Linked DNA regions of Homo sapiens: region 2 is linked to region 1. Evidence: chromatin contacts called from ENCODE Hi-C data. All regions are on one chromosome and are shown on one strand. The core of a region is the stretch at or near the end of the contact, and the rest is flanking DNA. Distances in the headings are between cores, read along the strand shown.

Region 1 (6,440 bases), core at 2,866-5,365:
GGGGCAGGAAAGTGAGGCACATGAGTGAATTCATAGCTGAGACCACGCCAGACCTGGATCTTTCCCAGGTTTGAAGGTTGAATGTGCCTGTGCTGGCCAGGGCTTGGTGAGCTTCTCCACTGGATGGTAAACCCCACTCAGTGTCTTCCCTATTATCACACTCAGGCCCTAGCTGCTAGAAGCCTCATTTGCCTAAGTTTTTGTCCCAATGTTTCCGTGAAGGCAGAGAGAGGAGCTATTTGCATGCCAGCCCAGGGCTACGTAGAAAATATGGCAGGGATCCTCTCACACTGCAGTCGAGTCAAGGCAGTCCAGGGTGGCTGCTGGGGCCAGACTGCCCCGTCAAGATCCAGCCTGCCTTTCACTGACTGTGTGATTAGAATGTCTTGCCCTATCCCTGGACTTTAGTTTCTGCAACTTCAAAATGAGGACAAGATAACCTCCAAGGTCCAGGTTACTTTCCTATACAGAGTCTGGAACTGTGCCTGCCCGCATAGTGCACACTCACAGCCAGCTAAAGGATGGTGTGCCTGGGGTGGGTCTGCAGGGCAAGCCCTATTTCATAGTTTAACATTTCTGACACCACCTGTGTCAAATTCCTATGCTTACGGTGTGCTGGGAGAGTCGAGTCAAGGCCAGACTGAGGGTGACTCTGGCCCTCTGTGCTAGGCCTACTGTCTGCAGATGCCTCCAACCCTGCCTTGGACAGAGGGAGGAGTAAGGAGTGTTAGGAAGGGCCTGGGGTGTCAAAGAGCTTCTAACCCCACCAGTGAGTCCTGGTGCCTATGGAGGGAGAGCGAGGAGGGCTTCTAAACATGGGTCATAGATAAAACCAAAACAGAATAAACACACTTGGGGGGCTTACAGGAGAAACATTATCACAAAAGGGCTGAGTGTAAGTACAGAAGGGGACAGGACAGGCTTATTGTGTCTCCTCGGTGACAGATCCAACCAGAGTCAGTTTACAGACTACATGTAAGGTGTCGGGCAGTCAACCCCCAGCTGGTTCCAGGGCCTTGGTCCCTCCCAGCAGCTGTCTTCCCCAAGTCTATGACTCATGACCAGGAGAGAGGAGGGTGGGCAGTGAGTTGCATGAAGGCAAGACACCCTCTAAAGCCTGGACCCAGGCCATGACACCAATCCATCAGAGCCGTGACCTTGGCCTGGCGTTGTCTTGGGGGCACAAGAGTGACCATTCACACTACCTGCCTCTATCCGTCCTTCCTTCCTGCATGAGACCTGGTATAGCTGCTGCTCCATGCCTACCACTGGGTCATAGAGATTCAGAGTCTCCCTGGGGCAGTTGCCAGGGAGTGAGGCCGTCAGAAACCCTGACTTCTCCCCTCCACCCAGCCGAGCTCCACCAAGCCCAGGAGTGGCTCTCCCGGAGCCTGGTGTCCCCTGTATGCACAGAGTACTTTAAGAAATCCAGAAAAGTCATCACCCCCAGGAATCCACACTGAATGTGAGCCAGCATCAGCCCTCTCTGCACTCGACCTCCTCAGGTACCAAGATGGGTTATATTTGGGGTAAGAGGGGACAGAAAGGCCTCATGTGTCAGGAAAAAGTTACAAAATCCCACCCCTCATACAAGAACTCTCACTTTTTCCCCTTCTTAGCATTCTGCAGAGCTAGAGTGAACCATGTTGGCCATTGTGAAAGTACAAATTCAGGAATGCTGAGGTCATTACTCAAGGTGACATCACTTATAAGTGGCCAGCCCTTGACCTACAAGGTCTAAATCACATTTCTATCTTCACACTTAGAGGTCTCAATTTCTGCTTACACACCTTCAATAATGAAGAACTCGGGAACTCAGTCTCTCTTGAATGGAACTCCACATAGAAGAGTCTCAAGTGGTCCAAAGTAACTAGACTTCTCTCTGTGCCCCTTAGGCCTCCTCTCTTCTTTCTCTACTGGACACAGCAACAGCAAGTATCCGAGTCACTTAGTATTCCTGGTATTCTGAGCTGGGCTCCAGCTGGGGTGAGCCTTGTAGATTCTCAGACAGCAGCATCAAGGAATGTGGGCTTCAAGCCAAGTCAGATAATAGGAAAATAATAATAATAATAAAGATAGAGACACAAACACAAGGACACTGGGACAAGCATAAGCGGTTAGATCCACAAACAGAGACAAATAGGTGCTGGGAGCATGGTGGAAGGACACACCTCCACTGACAGCCACATATTTTCAGGACTCAAGAGCCCAAGGACAGACAGAGCTCAAGCAAGTCTCTGAGTGAGGGAGGTGAGAAGCCGGATGAGGGCTGGCCTTTGTGTCTCCATCTCTACCACTTGACCAGGATCAAAGAACTTCCCCAGATGAGCTTAGACACTTAGACATCTAGAAATGACTCAGTGGGCGAGAAGAAAGGGAGACTAGGAAGTGAAAGAATGAAGTGAAAGAAGTGAAAGAATGGGCCACAACACATATGGAGATGGGATGGCAGGGGAAAGGATGAGAATCTTGGGAATGGGAAGAAGTTTTCTGGGAACTTGGGTAGGTTGAGGCAACAGGTTGTGGTGGATGCTGTGATGTGCTTCCCAGGTCCCTCTTCAAGAAGGAAGGATTTATCCTGCTACCTGCTGGGGATGCTGCCTGCAGAAAGTTCTCAGCTGCCAGCTCCCCATGGGGTTTGCCCTAACCCTGACTGCAGAGAGCTGCCTTGCTCCAGATCATGCCTTCTTTACAGGGTGGTTCACATCCAATGATTGATCCATGGAAAGACATTGAGGCCTGAGCCCCTTTCCCCAGTCTGGAACAACTCTGAAGGCTCATTCCATTTCACATTTCCCATGGCATCAGGTAAGATGCTCATTGAGACTGCATCACAGCTCAGCTTCTCCCTCTGTCTAATCCTGCTTTCTCCCCATCCCTTCCTCAAGTGTAATTTTTTTTTTTTTAGACAGAATCTTGCTCTGTCACCAGGCTGGAGTGCAATGGCACAATCTCAGCTCACTGCAACCTCTGCCTCCTGGGTTCAAGCAACTCCACTGCCTCAGCCTCCCAAGTAGCTGAGACCACAGGCGTGCACAATCTCGCCTGGCTAATTTTTTTTCTTTCATTTTTTTTGTATTTTAGTAGAGACGGGGTTTCACCATGTTGGCCAGGATGATCTCCATCTCCTGACCTAGTGATCCACCTGCCTCGGCCTCCCAAAGTGCTGGGATTACGGGCGTGAGCCACCGCACCCAGCCCTCAAGTGTAATTTTATGAGTTCTTCCTAATAAACCATTGCAAGTAAATATCTATCTCAGAGTCTCCTTCCTGGGGACCCAGTCTGTGACACAGGCTTAAACTCTGAGCAGGAAGTTTTCATTTTGCCTGGCCCACAGTTTACAAAAACATTGATGACTGCGATCTCACTTGATCTTCACAATGATTTGGTGAAGTGGGTGGTACTGTTCTTACTTAACACACGAGGAAACTGAGGCTTGAAGTTCAATGGCTGTTCGAAGACCAAAACAGCAAGGAATTGGTGGAACCAGGACTTAAACCCTGGTCTTTTGGGCTCTCAAATGTATGTTCTTTCCTCTCTTGCACAGTTTCTAAAGAAAAGAAAGAAGGAAGGGAGAGAGAAAGGAAGGGAGGGTGGAAAGGGGGAAAGAGGAGAAGAAAGAAGGAAGGAAGGAAGGAAAGAAGGGAGGGGGGGAAGATTAGCTAACATCTAGCACTTATTCTGAGCTAAGCACCATGCTTAACATTCTACATGCATTATCTTATTTAATCCTCACAATTTTATGACATATGTATTATTTGTATCCCTATGTTATAGATGAGGAATTTGAGGCCCAGAGAATTGCAACATTATCTAAGGTCACATAGCCTTGTATGAGGAAGTGGCTTGATACAAACTCACTTCCGTCTGATTCCAGGCCAGGCATCTTAACCACTACTATCAGGGAGAATTGGCACCAACCGGAAGGTTGAGGAGCCTCAAGAAGCAGTTGTGGGCTAGAGTATTGGGGAATCCAGAGCAGCTAACTAAGATGCTAAGCACCTGAGTAAATGGGAAGCTTAGACAGATCTGCATCCTTGTTCTCCTGGGAGCAGACTGGGCCTGCTTTGGGGCTGAGCCAGTTCATGCCTGGAGCCATTGCTTGGAAATTGCACCCAGCCAATCCCCAGCCGTAATTACCACTAGGCTTGCAGCACTGGGCTGAGAGCTGGAAATAGCTCTGTATTTATTTACCCTGCAATTACATGCTACATTAAATGCTCTGCAAGAACATGGCGATCACCCTGCAATTAACTGGTCCCTGCTTCCTGGGCAAGAGAAGGCTGGAGACAGTTACTGGCTGGAATCAAGTGCTCCCTGGTTTCTTAATGGGCCTGGGGTCACCTTGTAACTTATGCTGGTGGGCCTGGCCAGAGGCTGCAGCTCCAAGTGGGAGCTTCTTTAGCTCCTGAAGGAGACAGATTAACATCTGAGTCAGATCTGAGTCCAGCGTTGCTATGGGTTCTGTGACAAGATCGTCCATTAGTGGGTCCTTGTCCATATTGTCTTCTCTAGCTCCTCCCAAGGCATCTAGTGTCTCTCTGTATTTTATTTTTGGAGTTCCTGAATTCTACCAGCCTTTGCATAGGTCGTTTCCTATCATGTTGACCTGGTAAATTCCTATCTACCTTTGAAGATTCAGCTCAACTATCATCTCCTCTGGGAAGCATGCTTTGAAAGGAGATTGTATAGGAAAGTGAAAATCAGACATACTCGTGACAAAATACCAGCTTCATTACTTGATAGCTATGTGACTTTGAGCAACTTACTTGGCCTCTCTGAACCTCAATATATGTGTGTATGTGTACATGGGTGTATAGAACTCCCTGATATCATATGCTTATACACATTATGTGTATACATATACAAGAACTCAAAGTCTTCTAGTTAGGGACAGATTTTAGCAAGGTGGAAACAGCATGGTGCCTCACACACAGTAGGTGTGCACCAAATCTTTGTTGAATCAATGAGTCAGTGAGTAAATCAACCATCAATCAAAAGAAACCAATTAGGAGCTGTGAGTGTGTGTGTACCCATGTTTATCTTTGTGGCTGTCCACTTAACTTGCTGCATATAAACAAGTATACCAGTTACTCAAAAACATAATATGTGCACATGATGGTAATTGGTCTCTAGTTGCCTGGAGATTTCAGAGAACTTGTTCCCAGGCTGTGTGGATAGACTAAGAATGCCAGGAAAAAGCACTAAGAAAAGAGTTAATTATATATTTACTACCTCTGTCATTTTCTCCTAATTATGTCTTGGCAAGCAGTGTCTCCTGGATGAGTCTTAATCTCAGTGTCTTTAAAAATATAATAATAAATCAATGTGAGATGAAATGCTCCCAACAGCCAAAATGCACCAGACAGTTTCCAATCAGTGAGAGCACCAGTGAACAGTTCTGGACCCAGTTTCGATGACGTTTGGGCCTCAGGTACCAGATATGGAGCCAGAAAAACAGTCAGAGAGCAGAGCAGTGTCTAGAACGTGTCACTGAGGCCTCTTCTCAGTCTTCTGAGGGTCACCTGGAATCCCTATGGCCTCTGCCTGCTGCCAATGTACCATGAGGCAACAGAGGAGGAAGTTAGGCGTGCAAATTCGTGAGCCACCCTGGTGCATTTTGCTTGGTTTCTGGACTGAGAAGACAGGGCCCATTTACTCAGCCCTCTGTATGTCAGCGGCTCTCAACTGGGGGCAGTTCTATCCTCCTAGCAGTCATTTGTACAAGTCTGGAGTTATTTTCAGTGGTTACCACCTGGGGATTTTGCTACTGGCATCCAATGGGTAGAGGCCAGGGGTGCTGCTGAACATTCTACAATGCACAGGATACTCCCACCCACAGCAAAGAATTATCTGGCTTAAAATGCCAGTAATGCCCAGGTTGAGAAGCCCTCTGTTTGTGCTGGCAAGCTTGGGCCCTGGCAGCATGTGTCCATGCTGTCTGTTCTTGTTGTCACTAGTTCTGGTTTTCAGACCTTTTCATGCTCTTTTCTATTTTGGTTTCTAACAAGGGACACAGGCACACACATGCTCAGAACAAATGCACAGCCTTCCTTCCCCATAACCCCTTTCTGGCTGCAATCATATTCACTGAGGATTAGTCAGCCCTCTCCAATGGAGGGGAGTGGACACTCACCTTGACATCCTGTGGGCGCCTGCAGATGCTGGCTCTTTCTCTCCTCCCAGGGATAAGACCGCACTTCTCTCACTGGTCCCAGTGGGCATAGCAAAAGCAACAAAGCTGTGGGGCTTGTTGGTGCTTCATCGAACAGGCCTAGGCAGGAGGCCCAGTGCAGCCCTGTCTATGAGGTGACCTGGGAATCTGTGTTTCTTATCAAGTGTCAACACATATGCCCAGCAATTTCACTCTGTTCCATACCAAGCAATCAAACACGCCTACATCGTGCAAGCAATTTTTAGGTCTCCTAGTTTCTATTAT
Region 2 (6,440 bases), core at 1,317-3,816, 150 kb after region 1:
ACTCTAAAGATCAGTGTGCAGAGTGATGCCTGACCCCCTACCCTCGAGAGCACGGGCTCATGAACTATGAGAATAAAAAGCGTATGAATCTAGTTTTTAATAGCTTACATCTACTAAATACCTATTACACGTCAAGCACTATGCTTAGCATGTGATGTCCTTTATCCCATTTAATCCTCACAACAGCCTAATGAGGTGGGGACTAGGATCACCCCACGTACAGGTGTGGAAACTGGCAGAGATGACTTTATATGGTGGAACCAGCATCCAAGCCCCACTCTGCCTCACTCTGAGGCCAAACTCTCCACTTGTACAGCATAACAAGCCTTGGAATACAATTTCTTTTCCTGTAAAATGTAAGAATTCTGGGGAATTATTGTCTGTCAGAATCAACTTTGGGAATCCTGGTAGGACATGACCGCATTTGATATACACACACATACCACAGGGTAGGAACCTCTTCCACACTCTTAAAGGGCCATGTCCCATGTTATACCTGGAACTAATAATTCCCAAAATTATTCTCTAGAGTGTTAAAAGGTTCTTGGCTAAGAATAAACATCACTGCCTATAGTACCCCCTCATGGAGACTCACAGTACCTGTCAACCACAGCAAAGGTGATGGATGAGAAGTCCTGCCCTGAGGAAATCTAAGTAGTTCTATTTCACCAAGATCTTTCTCAAGCTTCTTTGTCTACAGAAGCCTTTTATAATGGAATACCTAAAACAGGGCATACTAGTAGCTGCTTCCAATCTTCTTGGATCCCCAGATCAAAGCTTCCTTAAAATCTAGAAGACGGGGCATCCTATTATCAATGAACCAAGTACAGAACAAAGGCTAAAGCTATTGTCACCCTCCAGACATACCATGTCCTGCCTCTCAAGGGGGTCCACTGAGCTGGGAGGGATGCACCTGAACCAGCAAGGAGCTGGCCCAGTGGAGCAGGAAGTACTGTCATCCAACAGCCAGGTGAGTCCAATTAGAGAACGATAAAGCCACCATGGAAACTTGCACCTTGCCATTTACTTTAAGGCTATTGCTCTGCACTCTTCAGGCTATCTGTGGGGTTTAGGAGTTAATATTCATTTGCACATCATGAAAGGACTAAATTAGAGACATGAAGAAAGACAGAATGCTCTGACTGAGCCTGTCACACACTTTTCAAGGCGAGATCATTAGAGGCAGTCACTGCCACCCATGACTTCACCCAGCAAAGCTCCTTAAACCCTTACCCTGTGCAGGCTCCAAAGATAATGCAGTGAATCAGATTCAACCACTGCTTTCCAGGTGCTGAAATCAGATTCAACTACTGCTTTCCTCCTCATGGCTTACGAGGAGATGCAACAGTTATGATTTTGAATCCGTATAAATGGGGATATGGGCAAGGGCTCAAAGGAGCCTGGAGAACACAGAACCTATATCTAACTAGTCCCAGTGCAACACACATTTACTGGACATCATCTATGTCCCAGGTGTTGTCTGGACACACAGGGAAAGAGACAAGAAAGATATAGTCCCTGTTGAAAGACAAAGGTGTCTTTGGTCTTATAAGCTTCAATGCCCACACCTTTCCTCAAACAGAGTAAAGCATTTCCTCTTCCAAACTCTGGAATTCCCTTCCATGATGCTTCTCACACCATAATGAATCTGTTAGGATGCGTTTTCCCATCTGGGCAGCAAGCTCCCCAAGGGCTGGGCCCTGCATTACCCATGTTTGCATAACTAGTGCATCCCTTAGCAACTGCCTAGAAGAGAGCAGATGCTCAACAAATGCTTTTTGAAATGAAAAGATGGGTTTCAGGGGAAGGGAAGCTTATACATGAAATTATTATACGGCCACTCTGATGCCTGCCCTTAGGTAAAAAGCACCAAGGCATTTATTCAATGGACAGAGAACAAGTATTTAAGGAATGAGTACAGCGAGTAGGGAGAGATCGAGAAAGCCTTCGCGGAAAAAGCTGCATTGGAGATGGACATTAGCAGATGAGCAGACTTTCAACAAACCAATGCTAAGGGAGAGAAAAAGGAGGAATTCTGAGAATGAATAGTAGGAACAAAGCTGAGGGGCCAGTGGGGAAAGAAAGCCTTCGGGAAAGAGTGAATTGTATATTACGGCAGAGTTAGGCTTTGCACCATGAAGAATTGGAAACTGAGCCTCGAAATGCAGATTGGCAAGACAATAGAGAGCCATTGATGGACTGGGACAAAGTAGTGACATATTGAGAGCTGTGTTTCAGACAGGGCCATTTGGTCATGGGAATAATGGGGATGGAAGAGAGAGAGGAGCTGGGGAGGAATCAATTAGAAATAACCATTCTGAGTAGGCCATTGTATTCCCTAAATAAACTGCCAGCCCCCCAAGCTCCACTGCCTAGGCCCCAGAAGAGTCATTTTGGCATCAGGATAGCTCCCTTCCTTTGGCCATCAGGACCTATAAATAGCCACATAAAGGTTTCTGCCCCCAGCTCAGCCACAGAGGCTCCAGGGCTGAGCTGTCACCCTCCAGGACCTGAGCAAAGCCAGCCCTGACTTACCCCTGCCTGGGCACGCAACCATTCCTGGGGGGAAGCCAGCTTGTGGTCTGCTGACAGCAGGGACATCTTCCTGAGCCTAAACCCTGTCCACAAATGCTCTAGAGATATTTCACACTCTACCACAAAAACAAAGGAGAAATATTTCAGTCTGTGGCTCTGCGTGCCTTTCCTTTAATCCCACTGAGACCCAGGGTCTGCTGGGCAGGGGCCATTGCCGAGGCCCCCTGTCCAAATGGGACCAGATAAACAAGAGGCCCTGAAAGGTCTGAGAATCTGGATCCCAGCGTGTGAAAGCCTGAGTGCTGGCCCACTGACGAATTACCTTGGGTCTAGCTTCTCCATTCTTCTCTGAGGGACATTTAGGAACTCTGGTCTCTCTTGGGGCAGTGGGACGGGGACATTTTGGAAACTTTTGTGACAATTGTAGGTGCTGTCCTGGAATTTGAGACACCATCTCTTATGCCCTATAAGTTTGATCTCTGGGCTTTCTACAGGAGGATCATAATGCCTCTGCAGGGGACACAAGAATGTAAAGCCTGGCTAACCTCAGCTGGGATCTCAACTTTGCCACTTACCAGAGTATGGCTTCAGAAAAGTGCTTTAACTTCCTTGAGTTTGAATCTCCTAGTGTGTCCGGAGTTGGTTCCTCCCGGTAAGTTCGTGGTGTCGCTGACTTCAAGAACGAAGCCGGGGACCTTTGTGGTGAGTGTTACAGCTCTTAAAGGTTGCGCAGACCCAAAGAGTGAGCAGCAGCAAGATTTATTGTGAAGAACAAAACAACAAAGCTTCCACAGCGTGGAAGGACAGGTAGACGGGTTGCGGCTGCTGGCTGGGGATGGAGTGCGAGCCGGGTGGAGGCCAGCTTTTATTCCCTTATTTGTCTCCGCCCATGTTCTGTTTTTGTCCTATCAGCGTGTCTTCAAGGGTCTTTCTTTTTTCAATCCTCCCTGCAACTGGCTACTTTTAGGATCCTGCTGATTGGTGCGTTTTACAGAGCACTGATTGGTGCATTTTACAGAGTGCTGATTGGTGCGTTTTACAGAGCACTGATTGGTGTGTTTTACAGAGTGCTGATTGGTGCATTTTACAATCCTCTTGTAAGACAGAAAAGTTCTCTAAGTCCCCACTCGACCCACGAAGTCCAGCTGGCTTCACCTCTCACTAGCCTGCAAAATAGGAATAACAACTACCTTCCCTACCACTGTGGGCTGTTGTTAGGTAACAAGTGTGTGTGTAGGTGTTCTTTATAAGCTGTGAAGTCTCAGGTAAAAAATCAGGCCATACTTCAACCATCCATCCTGGAAGCCTGTGCTCAGCTGACCTCTGTAGACAGTGAGGGTAGGGCTCCCTAGAAGCACAGTCTCCTCCACAGAGGGACCTAGGCCCCAATCTAACCCATCGCGGCCTGTTTGGGGTCACCCCAATTTAATACCACATCTCCCTCTTTCATTGTGAGAGGGAACTGAGATGATATATGTAAAGGCAGAAGAGAACTACCAAGTATTTATTACTTACTGTTAGCCAGACTCAGTGTTGGGCATCAATTATCTGATTTAATTAAATGTTCATACTGACTCTGGGATTGATAAATAGATGTATGATATGATATAAATACATATGATTGATTTCCCATTTTAGAAGCAATGAAAGGGTATGAACTCAGATTTCTTTGCCTTCAAGCGTCTTTCTTTTTCTTGGTTATTTTCTACTTTTATTTTTGTGGTGTAGGGGAAGGGGTAGTGTCCCTGGGTGGGTGGGGGGCAGAGCCATGGCAATGCTCGGTAAATGGTTCTTTCCTCTCACCTAAAAAAGGTGCTGGGAGAAGCTACACCCCTGGGAATCCCTCATGCTCTGGAATTGGCCCAGGGTCAGGCTGTCTCTGTTGAGCTGGCTACAGAACATCAGTGCATTCTCCCAAGAGCAGCCCTGGCTCTGAGCTGTGGGACAGAAGCCCAGGAGGCTGACATTCACACGCATGGCCACAGGCCAGGGTACCAGTGATGCCAATGAGCCTGGTACTCACCTGGCTTGAGGAGCCTTCGTAGGGCCTGGCACCAGCAGGTGAAACATTCTTGTGAGGCAGCCAAGGAAACCCACAGCTTCCCTGGGCCTCACTGTGTCTGCTAAGGGCCACCTGCTGTATGCAAAGTGATTTCTCCTGCAAATCACACTTATTTACACCTAAGGTCAACTAAGTGACATAGGGGTTTTACATCCCAATTTACAGGTAAACCAGTGGTTCTCAACTGAGGACAGTTTTGCCCCTCAGGAGATACTGGGTAATGTCTGGAGCTTTGCAGGGTGAGGGGTGTGGGAGGAGCACTTCCAGCCAGGGATACTGCTAAGCATAGTGTAATGCACAGGACACTACAGTTTGTCCAGCCCCCATCACAAAGAATCCTGTGGCTCAAATTGTCACTAGTTCCAAGACTGAAAAACCCTGAGAGAAGGAAACTAATTCTGAGAGATACTTACCAAGTTCACATAGCTGATGAGTGCTACAGTCAGCTTCCAGGTACTGATTCTCTAATTCAGAAGCCAGCATCCCTTCTTTATATCTGTAATGGTTAATGCCCCCTTGAAGTCTGAAATGCCCCAAAAGGAAATGCTGTGAAGCCTTCTAGAGTCATGTTGTAGTTGGCATCAGAGGTTTGGGGGTGAACAATGATTTAATTGCATTTGAAATGTTGTAAATGGTCACTTCTCTCTGTGACCGCCCTATCACCCTCAGGCACAACATCCATCTTTAAGTACTAATGGTCTTGTCAAATGCCCCAAAGTCCCCAGAAAGGGGCCACATTGTCCTCTCACCAGAGCTGGACAGTCACCTTTAACCAAGTCCATCCGGGCAAGTTAGATATCCATGCCTGTCCCCAAGAGAAATAATCCAGGTCAAGTCCCTGGCAAAGAGTAAATGCACAATGCAGGAAGGAGAGAATGGAAGGAAGAGGAATGGGAGTGCAGCCATCGTAGAGATGAGGCTGGAAGCACCAGCAAAGCCCAGGCCACAAGTGCCAGAGAAACCTAGAAGGGAGACTTTGCCCTGAGTCCAGTGATGAGACATGGAGAAGTTCTAGGTCAACAAGTTATGTGATTACTTTCTCAATGCCAGTTTGCACCACATACTCCAGAATCTGTTTCTATTTGCGCCAATCCCAAGATTAATCAGGTCTGACCTCAGGAAGGAAACCCTCTGCTTATGACCACTCTCGTAGACAGACATGCAGCCAGTCATTTCTAGGAGAGGGAGCTCACAGTCAAACTGCACTCCTTACTCTGAATCCTGGGGCCACCCCCTACCTTCGCCCACCCATACGTAGGCAGTACCTCCTTGGGCCCCTTCAGTTCATACCCCTCACTCTGCCAAAAATATAATAATAGTAATGCCTTGAACTTTGGAATTCTAATTTTCTGAACAGCTATAGCCAACCACAGGTCATTACTAAAAGACTGGTGACTGTAGAGTGACATTTGAGACCCCACAGACAGGCTTGTCAGAACTCCAAAGCCAAATGGAATGCTTTGCTAGAAGTGGAGGCTCTTTCTGCTAGATAAGTTGGAAAGCTCTTAATTAATAATTCCAAAACAGAACTTCACAACTTCTCTGAGTTCTGGCCAGCAAAGCCCAGCCAGCGATGGCCTGGTCAGCCTACACCAAAAATTGCACTTGTCTTCCAACTGTGACCAAGCAGTCCCAAACAGGCCTGCCTGCTGGCAGCTGAATCACTGAAAGCAGGAACATGGCATAGAAGATGAGCTAGAGATAGAAAGTGGCTGAGGACCAAGTCTAGGGCTAGCATCTTCGTAGGAGAAGATCAGTCAGCAAACCTAGCACTAGGTTTGGCTTCCAACTCTCCAGACTGCTGGTTCTCTTGCTAGTAGTTTTCAATCTTGGCTGGGCATTA

The links. Hi-C counts contacts between places; a loop is a spot of excess contacts on that map. Pooled maps may share reads with other maps.
Region 2: a loop to region 1 is called in a map of Right ventricle myocardium inferior, with 4 times the contacts of the local background. The contact joins two enhancer-like sites. A Hi-C loop is called at or near these places in 1 of 168 maps with a recorded cell type or tissue (Right ventricle myocardium inferior) and 5 of 50 pooled maps.

Annotation. Positions count from the first base shown.
Region 1 is chr17:33,978,050-33,984,489 of GRCh38, forward strand. All of the region lies in intron 1 of LOC107985038 (a long non-coding RNA gene), which reads right to left. It also overlaps a transcript of ASIC2 not described here. Among named protein-coding and RNA genes, the nearest start is that of LINC01989, 200 kb to the right of the region's middle. RefSeq lists an enhancer at 1-415. Within about 2 kb of position 4,116, at least 3 of the 41 ENCODE cell types and tissues checked have a DNase peak (open chromatin) inside an H3K27ac peak, as active enhancers do.
Region 2 is chr17:34,129,030-34,135,469 of GRCh38, forward strand. It overlaps a transcript of ASIC2 not described here. Among named protein-coding and RNA genes, the nearest start is that of LINC01989, 51 kb to the right of the region's middle. Within about 2 kb of position 2,567, at least 2 of the 41 ENCODE cell types and tissues checked have a DNase peak (open chromatin) inside an H3K27ac peak, as active enhancers do.